Linked DNA regions of Mus musculus: region 2 is linked to region 1. A link is a loop called in an ENCODE intact Hi-C map of the cell type or tissue named here. Cell type or tissue: gastrocnemius. All regions are shown on one strand. Links, peaks and the distances in the headings refer to the core of each region. The heading gives the core; the rest is flanking DNA.

Region 1 (7,230 bases), core at 702-5,701:
CTTAAGATGTTCTCATAAGTGTGCTGTTTTCCCCTTGACTCAATCTCTATCCTGCTTTAAACTCAGATGTCAGCTTAAATACACCGCCTTACAAACACTTCCTGCAACTCATCCAAACTGGTGTGAATCGACTTTCTTTATATTAAAGCAGCTTCTGGTTTTGTACTTGTAGTAGTTTACCTTGCTTTTTAAAATTTACTCTGCTGTCTTTGCTGTATCTTTTATCATTTCTCATCACGTTATATTTGGTACCCACGTGGCATACAGCAGGAACTCAGTGTGTGTGGGTTGACTGGATACACCATATTCATTAATTTGTCAAGAATGTTTAGTTCATGTTTTTGTCTCCTGGATTTGATTCATTTTGTTTCCTAGAAGTGGACACTCTTTCTTTCTTCTCTTCCCACATCTCGTATTTTCTTCTGGTTCCAGGCCAATTGTTTGTATCCTTTGAGAAGCCTTCCCTCTTTCTACCTCTACACTGCCCATCACTACCCTGAGTATCAGTCACAGTTATCTGATTATCTTCCCTCCATTTGCTTTATTGTATTTTATTTATTTATTTTATTCATATGAGTACATTGTTGCTGTCTTCAGCCACACCAGAAGAGGGCATCAGATCCCATTACAGATGGCTGTGAGCCACCATGCGGTTGCTGGGAATTGAACTTAGGACCTCTGGAAGAGCAGTCAGTGCTCTTGACCACTGAGCCATTTCTCCAGCCTCCCACCTCCATCTGTTTAAGCCTCCACATTCTGTCTCCTCCTTCATCTCTATTAATGTATCCTTAAGGGATAGTAGAACTTTCACTTCTAAATCTCCATATTTATTTTCCTACATGACTGGTGAAGCATGCTGTTGACCAGAGATATAGCTCATAAGAATCACAAAGATTATAAATCACTTACCTTGTTTCACCATCAAGACTCTCATATGTGCCTTTTAAAAAATCCTTCAAATCCGGCCATCACTGGGAAGAGAGGCCCCTTGGTATTGCAAACTTTATATGCCCCAGTACAAGGGAATGCCAGTGCCAAGTGCCAAGAAGTGGGAGTGGGTGGGTAGGGGAGCAGGGTGGGGGGAGGGTATAGGGAACTTTCGGGATAGCATTGAGATGAATATAAAGAAAATATCTAATAAAAAAAGAAAAAAATCCTCTAAATCCATCAGCTAACTTAGCCTTGGATATCTGATAGCCCCATATTATCTGAGGCCAGCTGTCAGTTTCTCTGGAACTAGCAGTACAATTTGTCGATGAGCAGAGTTACCCAACTCATGCAAACTTTTATTTTGTTTAGACTTTTTCCTGGTTTCTTGCATCTCAAATCTTCCTCTGGCTAAAGGGTGTATTTGTGGCTCTAGGACCTTGGTGTACAGGATGAAGCAGTGTAGCATCTCTGACTAAGACCTCAATCTTCCCAGAGGCAGTGAAGTCCAGAGGTGAGATTTACATGGATGAAAAAGTCATGGTGGAGGAGAATCACCACACTGAGGCGCCTTAGTTCAGGCTAAGGAAATGGTTCATTGGTGGATGTAGGGTCAGTCCCAAAGTTTTGATACATTTTATAACTACATAGTGTCGTGAACTAGAACAAATACAGGATGACTTCCAAGCAATAAAATCTTTTTTTTTTTTTTTAAACCGAGACAGGGTTTCTCTGTATAGCCCTGGCTGTCCTGGAACTCACTTTGTAGACCAGGCTGGCCTCAAACTCAGAAATCTTCCTGCCTGCCTCTGCCTCCCAAGTGCTGGGATTAAAGGCATGCGCCACCACTCCCGGCCAAGCAATAAAATCTTATATGAACATTAAATATCAGCTTTGTATATATTTGACAATTACAAAAACAGTGATAATAAATCTATTCCAGAAGATACACTAATGTTCAGGATAACTTCTCCATCATACTGCATTGGCTCCAACTAGGACATTAAGGTATGAACAATGTGTTTCAATAAATTAATTTAACATAGGAAAAACACAAAGGAAAATAAATCATAAATAAAATCTTAAAGTGTACAGAGATTTGTGTAAATGAAGAAACATTTGAGACCAGAATTAAGCCAAATATTCTTAAAATAAGAAGAGATTAAGCTTCCACCTATTTGTCACAAATAGAAGCTATTTAAAAAGTCAAATAAAAATATTTTCCTTAAAACTGTACGTAATGGCATACATCTGCCCTCCTTGCACTGAGCAGAGGGCTGGTGTACAAATGAACTGCACGTTGAATGCTCACAACATATGATCATCTTCAAAGAATGCCTTAAATCTTGAAGAACTGTGGAAATACCTCTATTTTATCCTAACAAGTCATCAAAAACACTTTACATTAGATATTGCTACATTTTATTCATGGTACTGCACTTAACCTCTTTCAGTGTGCAGCATCGCCTTGTGTGCATGATTACTGCTTTAAGGAGTAGGTAACAATCCCAAGGAGTAGGTATCAATCCTCAGCTTATATCCAACACATCAAAAGACATAGAAATAAAACTTGCATTTATAGTATTCTAACTAAAATCTTTTTTTGAAATTGCAGTTGTGTTGAGATGAATAAGATCAATCTAGTTAACACCAGAACAAAAACAACTTTGGGTAATTCTAGTGTAGCAGGCTCAATTCCTACTAAAGTCACCTAAGAGTCAAAGGACATAGTCGCTTGAGTGATGGGAGCAAAAGGATCAAGCGCTCCATCTAGTGGCAGCAAGAGTAACTGCAGAGGATCTGAAAGTACCAGCCTGGCCCAAACCCACAACTCAAGAAAACAATTCTGTAGGCTAGACACATAACTGAGACCTAAGACAAAAGGGTTATGGGTAGGCTTGAATTTCAGGCATATCAAGTTAACGATTCAGTTATAATTCATAAGGTTTATTGATCATTCTAATTTGAATGCTTGAATAACGACTTTATAAGTATATTCTACAGCAGTGACTTTTTTTTGTGCCTATACTGCCTTTCTTTATTGCTATAAGCCTTTTATAACTTTTAGACAAAAATTCTTTACATAAGAGAGAATGCTCTCATAAATAAAATGTAACATAAAAGGGGAGTTACAGACGGATATCAATAACAAGTTCAAAGCAATGTTTCAATTCTGTATGCTCAGTATAAATAAATTCAAAGCAACAGTTTTTACATGGCCTTACTTTATTACAGTGCACACCGGTGGCTTCATCCTTGGATCTGACCTAGAATAAATGTTTTTCCTCGATCCCAAATTTGTCCCAAGCCTATTTCTTATTTTCATGTAATTTGGAAAGCTCATTGTATTCCTTATTATGCAGCCTTTACCATTTTATGAGGAGGGGGCAACATTCTATTCTTGATTCTAATTTTACTATATCTTTATGTCAGAACAACTAAAACCATCTCTTAAAATTTTGTTCCTAAAATTATTTGAGTCAAATCAGGCATCCTATAAAATCATTGTTTCTTCCGAACAGTAGTAATTCATGAAATTTTATCTATATGTTGATCTACAGGAAATTTGCTTAATAGGGTAGGCTAATGCCCAGGCATCCTGAGGCTATATAATAGTCACATGAAAGGCATATCAGCTGCAAGAAGTAATCCTGAGATGAAATCTCTAGGGACATTGCCTCTCAGAAATCAGTTTCCACTGCTGTTACAGCACATCTCTGTGACAATCTTCATTATAGCCAACTGCTACATATTGGGAAAATACTATCGTTTTTACTGTGTTCTTAAAAATCCCATTCTACTTAAGAGTGTATGTTCTGCTATACTGAGGCAAGAAACTCAGAGATCTTCAAGCAATTTCATGTACTGTTGTCAATGGAGTTTAGATATGCCTTCAGAAGTAATACAATGGTGTTTCAAATACCTCAGTGTCAGGTGTACTCATCACGAGTGCATGTGTTCTGTTGGGTTGACACTGAGTACAGCTTCTGTAAGCGATATGTAATCTGTGGAATTTATGAAGCATGCTGAGTTGCCAATTCCTTTTATTCGATTCTTACTTAGTATGCCTTTGTACCATGTTTTCTTCCATTTACATTGTTCTTCCAAAAGATATGGCTTCCCTTCTCTGTGCAGTGGAATCCCACCAGTGATCTTTCACATTCTTCACTAACCATCGAATTGCAGTTATGTCTCCCTTGGCATTCAGTGAAAGAGGGTATATAAATACTTACCTTGCTATTTAGTTGTATAAAGTTTAAATTTGACAGGAAGATGTAATTAACATTTTAAAAAATGAACCACACCAGTGCGTGGTACACTGAATACCACATTATTTCCTTGAACTAAAACAAAGCCAGCTCCACAAACTACTGGATTTTTCACAATACAAAACAACACTACAAGTACTTATGAGATATGAATAATTTTCACTAAAAAATGTTAGGGCTCTCTATGAAATATACCATAATTTATGCCATATTATTACTATAATGATTATATCATATATAACCATGTATATTTTATGTGATATATTATATATCATGTGCATAATGATATATAATATAGTAATACTATCTATAATATGTTATATAATATGAATCTTATAGACCTAAAATGAGACAATTATATAAATATATGCTTATATGTAATATAATTATGTAATATAATATTAGCTATCTCATATGTTATACAATATGAATCAAATAAGCTTAAAATTAGACAATTTTACATTATGCTCTGTAAAGCTCCCCATAGAAAAAGTTCTGAAAAAAAAGGAAAACGATTAACACACCTAACTTAATAAGACAATTAGCATAACTAAGTTCATGGTCCTCAATTTTACAGACATAAGACAAATATCCATATGAGTTCAGAAGGGTAGAAAGATTTCTCATTAGTTAATAGCACTTGGTGCTTTTAAATTAGGTCTAAGTTGAGTTCCCAGAACCCATACCAGACAAATTATAAGTTATAATTTATAACTATAACTCTAGTTCTAATGAACCCAGAATACTCTCATGGACTCACAAGACACTTGCCCCAGTATCATTCAAATACATAAACTTGGACAAACATATCCATCAATGTATAGTAAATATATTTTAAAAGGTTATTTAGGATAACAATAGAAGAATTTTATATAAATAAATATAAGCTACATTTAAAAATTTTATTGCTTTCTCAAATACAGCTCTTATTCATTGATTCAGAAATGGATGCAGACGTTTAAACCTGTAAAAAATTAAGATTCCCAACAGAAACCAAATAAATAAAAGCCAGAAAATAGCTAATAAATAAAAATGGCAAAATCAGAAGAAAAGGAAAAAATCCAAATATTATATGTTCCGTCTAGAATTAAATATTGTAAAATAGACAAATAGAAAATTACATTATACATAATGGGCGCTTAAATTCATTTACTTGTGATATTAATGAATTCAGTGCAATATTAGCCTCCACTAAAGAGATTGTTCTGGCCCGGGAGAATCTGCGTTGAAGAACAGAGCATTTTTTGTTTGTTTGTTTGTTTGTTGAGACAGGGTTTCTCTGTATAGCCCTGGCTGTCCTGGAACTCACTTTGTAGACCAGGCTGGCTCGAACTCAGAAATCTGCCTGTCTCTGCCTCCCAAGAGCTGGGACTAAAGGCGTGCGCTCTGTCCGAATGAATGGGAACCGGAAATTGGATGTTTATAACCAAGAAAAGCAGAATTTCATCCAGCACTTCTCCCAGATCGTGAAAGTGCTGACTGAGGAGGAGCTGGGACACCGAGAGACACGGGATGCTATTACCCAACTCAAGGAGGTCCTACACTGCAATGTTGTAGGAGGCAAGTACAGCTGGGGTTTGACCACGGTACAAGCCTTCCAGGAGCTGGTGGAACCGAGGAAACAGGATGCTGAGAGTCTTCAGCGGGCCCTGACTGTGGGCTGGTGTGTAAAACTGCTCTAGGCTTTCTTCCTCGTGTCAGATGACATCATGGACTCTTCCCTCACTCGCCGCGGGCATATCTGCTGGTATCAGAAGCCAGGCATAGGCTTGGATGCCATCAACGATGCTCTGCTTCTGGAAGCCTCCATCTACCTCCTGTTGAAGTTCTACTGCAGGGAGCAGCCCTATTTATTACCTGAACCTGCTGAAGCTCTTTCTGTAGAGTTCCTATCAGACTGAGATTGGGCAGACACTAGACCTCATGACAGCACCCCAAGGCCATGTGGATCTTGGTAGATACACTGCAAAGAGGTACAAATCTATTGTCAAGTACAAGACCACTTTCCACCCTTTCTACCTACCTATCGCGGCTGTCATGTCCATGGCAGGCATTGATGGGTAGAAGGAACATGCCAATGCCCTGAAGATCCTGCTGGAGAAGGGCTAGTTCTTTCAGGCCCAGGACTACCTTGATCTCTTTGGAGACCCCAGTGTGACTGGAAAGGTCGGCACTGACATTCAAGACAACAAATGCATTTGGCTGGTAGTTCAGTGTCTGCTGTGAGCCACTCCTGAACAGCGCCAGATCTTAGAGGAGAATTATGGGCAGAAGGACCCAGAAAAAGTGGCTCAGGTGAAAGCACTGTACGAGGCACTGGATCTGCAGTCTGTGTTCTTCAAGAACAAGGAAGACAGCAAAAACCGCCTCAAGAGTCTCATAGAGCAGTGCTCTGTGTCCCTGCCCCCATCCATCTTCTTGGAACTTGCAAACAAAATCTACAAGCTGAGAAAGTGACCTCGGAATTGGAGAGGCTGGGAGGGAGGGATCTCAATAAATTATTGTACAACAACAACAACAACAACAACAACAACAACAACAGAGATTGTTCTGCTTTTCAGGCACTATCCTCATCCATAAAACAACAACAACAACAACAACAACAACAACCTCTTAATGTATTCCTGATAAAACCATTTTAAAATCTTATATTTGAAGTCTTATATGGGTGCGGAAGTCATCATACAGTTGCCTGGTCTATTGATGGAACTGAGCACTCATGGCCTTTCAGCCTGACTCTTGACCCTGTTCTCATAGGGTCAGGTAAGTAGTAGTTGAAGTCAGTGATGAAAGAAGCCATTCAGGTAAAGCATTCTGATACTAAATGTTTCTAAAGAAAGCAAGGAGCAGAAAGTTGAAAGGAATAACATTTTGGAGATATTCAGAGGAAAGCATCCATTAGTCTAAAACTTTGTAGATTATCTATACAGTCATGTAGGGTATATGGTGTAGGCCAGTCAGAGCCTAGTAGGGGTCACTCCTATGGAACTCAGCGCTCCTGACCCAGCCACTCCCCTCTCTAAGCCCAGGCGCT
Region 2 (7,230 bases), core at 1,427-6,426, 80 kb before region 1:
CTCCCTGCTCAAAAAATTGAGAAAGAGAAGAAAATATCAAACTATTAGAGGCTATAGAATCAAGAAGCTAAGATTGAAAATAAATCATTTCTAAAATATATGACTTCACATATACAACATGGTTATGGTACATTATTAGTCTTCCATGTACACAGATGTAGACCATGTTTAAATACAATTATTTAAAGATATAAACAATAGCAAAGGGAATTAAGATTCCTACGTACAATAAATCAACCATAAGCCATTCTTTGTGGTCTTTCAGTGCACTTTGCTGTTTTCATGTCAGCATTGAAACAGTATGTATTGTAAAATTTCTATGGCATCTCTTTCTCCATCTCCAATGCATAAAGTACTATCTATGCCCATGTGCATACAAGAGGAAACATAGTCAGTTAGCAGAGCTTTGAAAATCTCTCTGGTGGCAATAATTACATTCTAATTTTAGTCTCCCATGTTACTGAAACAGTCAGGATCTTTCTCCTTCTGAAGAAATGTACTATGCTAATGACTGTACAGAGGAGCAAGCAAACACTAAGACTCCAGACTGAGCTTGCAAGTATGCAGGCAATAGTATACCCCTCACACACACATCACATTTCCAACCAGGAAACAACTACCTCTTTGGTGCCATTTCTGATTTGAGAGAGAAGTCAGGTTGCTCTACTAGCAACTGAAATTATTTTCTATATCTGGCATATGTTATATCTTCTTCTATGACGAAGACTAGTTAAGCAACCAATTTAAAGACGCAACTAAAAAAACAGTGCCTACTACAATGCCTAGCAGCAAGCACTCAACACAAGGTTTGAATGACTTTCATTTGTGATAAAAATGTAACAATATCAAGTCATCAAGATTATCAGTAATAGCCATTACTCTCATTTTTTTTACACCATAGCTGTGCTTATTCTATAAAAGTAAGCAATATTTTCTAACTTCTTTTCTCCTACATGACCAACTTTCTCCTCTATAACGTTCCCATCAGCAAATGTCAAACATTCTTAATATCTATTTATCCATCTCTATGTATCTATCTATGTATCTATCTAACTATCATTGACTCTTTAACTTCACACCTCCTCTGTTATCACAATAGTTCTTGCTTCTCAGTTGTAGTAAAACTCTTCAGAGTCATCAGCATTTGCTCTCTTCCCATGTTCTTTTGATAATCATTATCTACCAGCAATGTCATAACCAAGGTCCCTGGGGAATTTCCTGGTGCCAGGTCAATCTCAGTTCTCTTACTCACCTTATCAATAATGCACCAATAGCAGTTAATATGATTAATGATCCTCTCCTGTTTGAAAGTCTTTATGCACACAGCCTTGGGATAGTGTTTCTGATTTATCTTTCCAATGACTAAAGTTTGGTGCCCTGCTATTTCAATCCTTGGGGCTGTCTTTTCCCTACCTAAATTTGCTTTCTAGTTGTTCTCTATTGGCTTTAGCCCCCTGATTTATATATACTTAGGTTTAGATACTCCACAGAAACACTGTCTAGTTTGTCTCCTGAAGAACCTGCAGAGTTTAGTGACTGGCATATTGTATTTTCAAAACTGGCTAATGAATGAACCCTCACAAAGCACCCTACATCAGTGCCTTGGTGACTATGAAGAACAAATGGAATATATCTGTTAAACACACTTCCCCAGCCATTTGTTTTTTCTTGCACAAAATACTGGAATTATGCTGTGTTCTGTTTTTCTCAGTGATGTGGGATATTCATCAAATTTCCAATTGTAAAATAAGTAGTTACCATATTGTCAGGGGTTAAGTATTTTACTGAAATCTTATAATGAGAAAGCATGAATTCTGGCGTTAGGTGGTTAATTGGTGTCAGAACTCTGTTATATCATGTCTTGAAATAGCAAATTTTTTTACCCTCTGTATAGCAACAGAAACACATTTTAGATTTTTCCTTACTGACCATTCATGTATGGGCTTTAAAAATCACCAAATAACTGGAATATAATAGTTTTCTTATCCAAAGGGGATAATTTCCAAGACCCCCTAGTAGATCACATAGCACAAAACTTTACATATGCAATGTTTTCCCCTATAATACAGTTTAATAAATGAATTAGGCATATTTAATATTAATAATTCCTAATAAGATAATTATAAGCAATATACTTACTATAATAAGTCATGTAAATGTAGTTTATTTCAAAATATTTTACTATAGTGCAGATCTTAGCAAGACAGGCCTATGATTTTCTTTCTTTATAAAGTTAAGAACTTTGACTTAGTCACCTAAAGGAACCACTTCATACCTTTGCTTTGGCAGCTACATAACTCTTGTACATTAGGAATCATTAATAAATAAAAGATAACTGACCACAAGCCCTAATTGAGCCAGTTAATCTGGGAACTGAGATGGTATTTAGTGATAATTTGAGAAGTTGCATATACAACATGGTTACACTGGAAAATTGGCTCATGCCCATGCAGGACATATTACTCAGAATGATATGTAGTTTAAAATTTACAGACTGCTTTTCTGGTCTTTCCTTTTAGTATTTTTCCTAAGATGGCTAATAATAGTTTACTGAAGCCTGAAAGAAAAACTGCAGATAAGAAAAAATTAGTGCCTCTGTATACTCACATTAAACTCCTAATTTCTTGTTAAAAGTACTATTATTTACTTCATCAGGCTTTAATCCAGACAACATTTTTGCCTCCTTCTTTATCTGTTTTACCCTGTCACTAAGTCCTTCAAGTACAAAACTCCCTTTAGTTTTAGATCTGTTTTCTTCCCATTGCTATGACCATTCATTGCAAACGTTCACTCTGCATGTCTGATTTTCAGTGTCATGTCCCATTTGTGGTCTCGGAATCAACTTTATTAACTGAATCCAATTTAAATTTTCTAAATATTAACTTTAATCAAATCATCCTTATGTTAAAAAAACATCATCGATTTCTTATGGCACTCAGGACCTGCTGTAGCTGGGCTCATGCTTTCTTTCTTACCTTCCTAAGCCTGGTTCCATCTCTGAATCCCAGACATCAGCCCTCCTGGCTCTCCTCTTCAAAGTCCATATCTGCCCTACCTTGTGCTCTTTGGCTTCTCTCTTCAACATGCATACATTTTTTGTACTATTTCAGCACACACAGCCTCTCTTGCTCATTCACATGTATTTACCTCCTAATTTTGAGCTTTTTGATAGTATGGTTTCTATCCTCACACTTAATGTATTTTCTTCGCTATCTAGCAGAGGGATTTACTATCCAAGGACTCTGACAACCAATCATAAGCTTTAGCATCACCCTTGTACAGCATCCATTCAGGTAATACCAGTACCACACTCCCTCTGTTCTCCAACCTGCTCAGAATGAAGCCAGCTTCTACTTTCCATCCACTGTCCTGGTGTCTAATGTTTCACATCCTGAAGGAGAACTGTCAATTACTAAAATAACTTTTTATGCTTAATTTTTTTTGGTGATCTTGATTGTAGAAAATACCTCAATTCTGAGTACCACAATAAAGGGCTTTGCTTAGGATGCTCTTCTAAGCACACATTCTACGGACAGATCCAGGGAGAAAACTAACTTTGAAAGATGAATTCTTACATGATCTGCTTCACTGCCTGAAAACTAGTCACACTGACTAAAAGGGAGACAGAAACACAAACGTTAAGACCAAACAGATTTACATATTTAAAATTTAAACAGTTAAAACTTCAATAGGATACCAAAGGCAACGCTTGTTCAGTCTGTAATGTGAATCACGCTGTTTGCTGACCTACAAAATAAGGTTGAAGTCTAGTAAAAGTACATTTCTTTGTGCACAGTGATACCTTAAAATAGGAGAGAGAATCAAACATTTCTTCTATTTGTTCCGAAGACTGAACAGATGATGATATTGGATGAGACGAATTCAAGGAATCTTTCCTCATGGTTTTAAATCGAGCATCTAAGAAGTCTTCATACTAGCAAAAGATAAAGCAGTAGGAAGTCATGACCGATATAAAGGCACAATTGCTACAGAATGAAAAACACCTGGGCTCACTAAGGTGCAGCATATAAACAAATGGAAGTAAATTGTATGCAGTTCCTTAAGCTTAAAACGGCACTGAGAACTGAGGCATGTGAGAATCTGCATTTCTGAAAAGAGAGCATAACTGTAAAATTGAGAATCTCTGACTATCAGAGGCAAATTCCAAATCTGAATATCCAAGATAAATATTCAACAAAGGTTAAAGTAGACTTTTAAAACAGAAATTGAAACTTAGGGCAGAAATGGGGTCCTTACCTTGATTTTCTATTAAAGTGATATATAATTCTTAGAGGTTACTTAAAAGAAAATACAACTCTTATTCTGAAAGCATTGAGAGCTCAGCCAAGAGTGTCCCTAGAATGTATATTAGAATTTAAAGTGTTCTCAGCACCCCCAAGTGGTGAGACTCTGTATTTCAATGTTTAATTAAGTAGCACACATTATTTAAACTACCTATTTCGTATCTCAACTAAAAATTACTTGCAGTCGGAATCAAGCCCTATATACAGAAATGTCAAACTAAAAACTCCCAAGAATACTTCTTATAAATACCTAAAAAATGTATGTAAGCGTCTAAGAGCAAGTCACAGAATTTTAGGGTTGAAGACAATACTATGTGGGAGACTGTCCTATAGTTTGAGAGGCACATGTTTTGTGCTTCCCTTCAGCTACCCAATAATACTTGAATTATTTCAGCAATGCCTATGAAATTATGACCTATGGTGTCTGAAAATCCTTGAGTACAGGAAGTATCTCCAGTCTCTAATGACACACTCACAGCACAATACCTCTCTTTAACAGAATGGTATTCAATCTTTGAAACAAATGCATGGTTTGTATGCAGCAATAGTAATTTATTTGTTTGGTTTTAAAAAAGATTCTATTTTATGTATATGAGTACACTGTTGCTGTCTTTAGAGACATCAGAAGAGGGCATCAGATCACATTATAGATGGTTGTGAGCCATGTGCTTAGAATTGATATCAGGACCTCTGGAAGAGCAACTAGTGCTCTTAACTGCTTAGCCATATCTCCCGCCCTTGTTTCTTTATTTAAGCAACTTATGTTACTTAAGAACTGTTGAAAGAATGCACTCAGTGACAATATAAAAAGCAGTATGAAGCCAGTCTTCATTTCATTTCTTTTTATACAAGTATTTAAGTTATTTTCCAATTTTATCTGCATTCCTTCAAACAAAAGGACCACATCTTATAAAATAAAATGTAATAGTTAAAATAATCATCCTAAAGTAAAAAATAATCATTTTAATGTTTAATGAAATACTTCAATATGCAAGAGTGGGTTTCATTGTCAAGTCTCCAGCATTACTGATTTTAACTTTTTTCAAATTATCTCAAATATGTAGAAAATATATGGTAAATACTAACTTATAATGTGGCTATTCCCTCCTCATAGGACAAAGAAACACAGTACTTACACTGTTGAGCTCTTTGAATATTTTTTCCACAGAGAAATACTCCATGAAAGTGGCAAAGCCTTCATTTAGCCACAGGTCATTCCACCACTGCATTGTAACCAGATTTCCAAACCACTGTAAGAGACAAATTCGTCACCAGCAGGACTCAGGAATTTCTTAATTGAATGGACTATCAGGCTAATTGAAGATAATCAAAATATCTTAAAACAATCTATACCCAGAATAATTAAAGTCTTATAAAAGTTATACAAACTATCCCAAAAAAGAAAGGATTTTGAAAGCTGTATAAATTGATTTTAGAAGTAAAATAAAAAGTTCAACATTTTACCTAAACTGAATGGGGGAAAAAGCAGGAAAGACTATATTTACTTATTAAAATATGTGTGAATTTTTAACATATGCTATATACAACATGTTTTATATAGGTAATGGCTTTTTTTGTTGTTTTTGTTTTTTGTTTTTCGAGACAGGGTTTCTCTGTGTAGCCCTGGCTGTCCTGGAACTCACTCTGTAGACCAGGCTGGTTTCGAACTCAGAAATCCACCTGCCTCTGCCCCTCAAGTACTGGGATTAAAGGCATGTGCCACCACCGCCTGGCTGTAATGAAAATTTTAAGCTGCTTCATTAAAGTGAAACTCCTTAGATAATGAAATTATCTGATCTAATATCAACTCTGTAAGATTACTTTCCAATTTATATATATAAAATCATCCATGACAAGTAAAGATTTTCCTATTGTCAGAGGATCTGCCTGGATTTCATGCTTTTCTTCCATTACCTGAGGTTCAAAACACATGATTCTTTCTGACTAAAATTTAAGTAACATTCCTATAGAAACCTGGCATGTATGTATGTATTCTCTCTCTCTCACACACACACACACACACCGCACAAAAGAAGTCAGAGTAATCTTTCAATGGTTTCTTATATATAGTAATAAGAAGAAGGAAAAAGGTAAGAGACCTTCCTAAATAACATATGTTCAAAATACTTTTGGGTATGAAGATATGGCTCAGCCATTAGCACTTACCCTGCAATCCTGAGGACTTAATTTTGGACCTTAGCACCTATGTAAGAAGCCACCATGTAATTCTCTAAAAACTGTCTGCAATCCCAGTTTTACAGACATATAAACAGGTAAATCACTGGGGTCTGTTGGCTCCCAACCTCTCTAAGATATGAATTCTAGGTTCAGAAAGAGATCCTGCCTCAGGACAGGTGGAGAGTGCTGGAAGAGGACTCCTGATGCACTGTCACAGACAGAAACACACACACACACAGACATACATACATGCACACACACAAGCACACATGCACATGCATGCACCCACATTTGCAAAAAAAAGTGGTCATGGGGTATGCAAATTTGTCAATGTGGTATGGGGCTTATTTCACAACAGTAGCAAAAAATACATTATTAATAAAACAAACAATTACATTTGAGAGTAGCAATCATTTATTTTTCAAAGGTAGTATCTTAAAAACCATTTAACAGGAAGATAAGTTATAAGCCCCAAACAGAAGATAAAATAAAAAACAGATTCTACAGAGTTAGAAGAAATCTCACAAAAGACCACTTTTCTTTCAGCTCATGTATAGCAGTAAGTATATACTTGATATATCAGCTTGCTAAAAAGTTCTTCCAAGGGTCACAGCCATCTATAGATGATGTCTGAGGCAAAGTTAACTGGCCACAGCACTTTCTAGTCTTTCTTCAAATACAGCTTCCTCACAGCTTCCAAACCCACTGAAAAGCATCTCATATTGAGGGCTCAACAGAGATAATGTGT

What was found. A loop is a pair of places that touch in the nucleus more often than their neighbours do. Peaks named below come from ENCODE experiments on the same cell type or tissue, not always from the same donor. Only the 100,000 strongest peaks of a DNase experiment are listed, where the experiment ranks them.
Region 2: a loop joins it to region 1, with 2.5 times the contacts of the local background. A loop is called at or near these places in 5 of 42 quality-filtered maps.

What each region holds. Positions count from the first base shown.
Region 1 is chr17:17,643,231-17,650,460 of GRCm38, forward strand. It overlaps the pseudogene Gm7513. Among named protein-coding and RNA genes, the nearest start is that of Lnpep, 22 kb to the left of the region's middle. In gastrocnemius, for the core only: no CTCF peak of the experiment used is centred there; a DNase peak (open chromatin) is centred at 2,699.
Region 2 is chr17:17,562,881-17,570,110 of GRCm38, forward strand. It overlaps Lnpep (leucyl/cystinyl aminopeptidase), which reads right to left. Exons shown (of 18, transcript NM_172827.3): 7 at 5,441-5,554; 8 at 3,803-3,934; 9 at 1-4. Among named protein-coding and RNA genes, the nearest start is that of Lnpep, 58 kb to the right of the region's middle. In gastrocnemius, for the core only: a CTCF peak has its summit at 4,405 (motif pointing left); no DNase peak of the experiment used is centred there.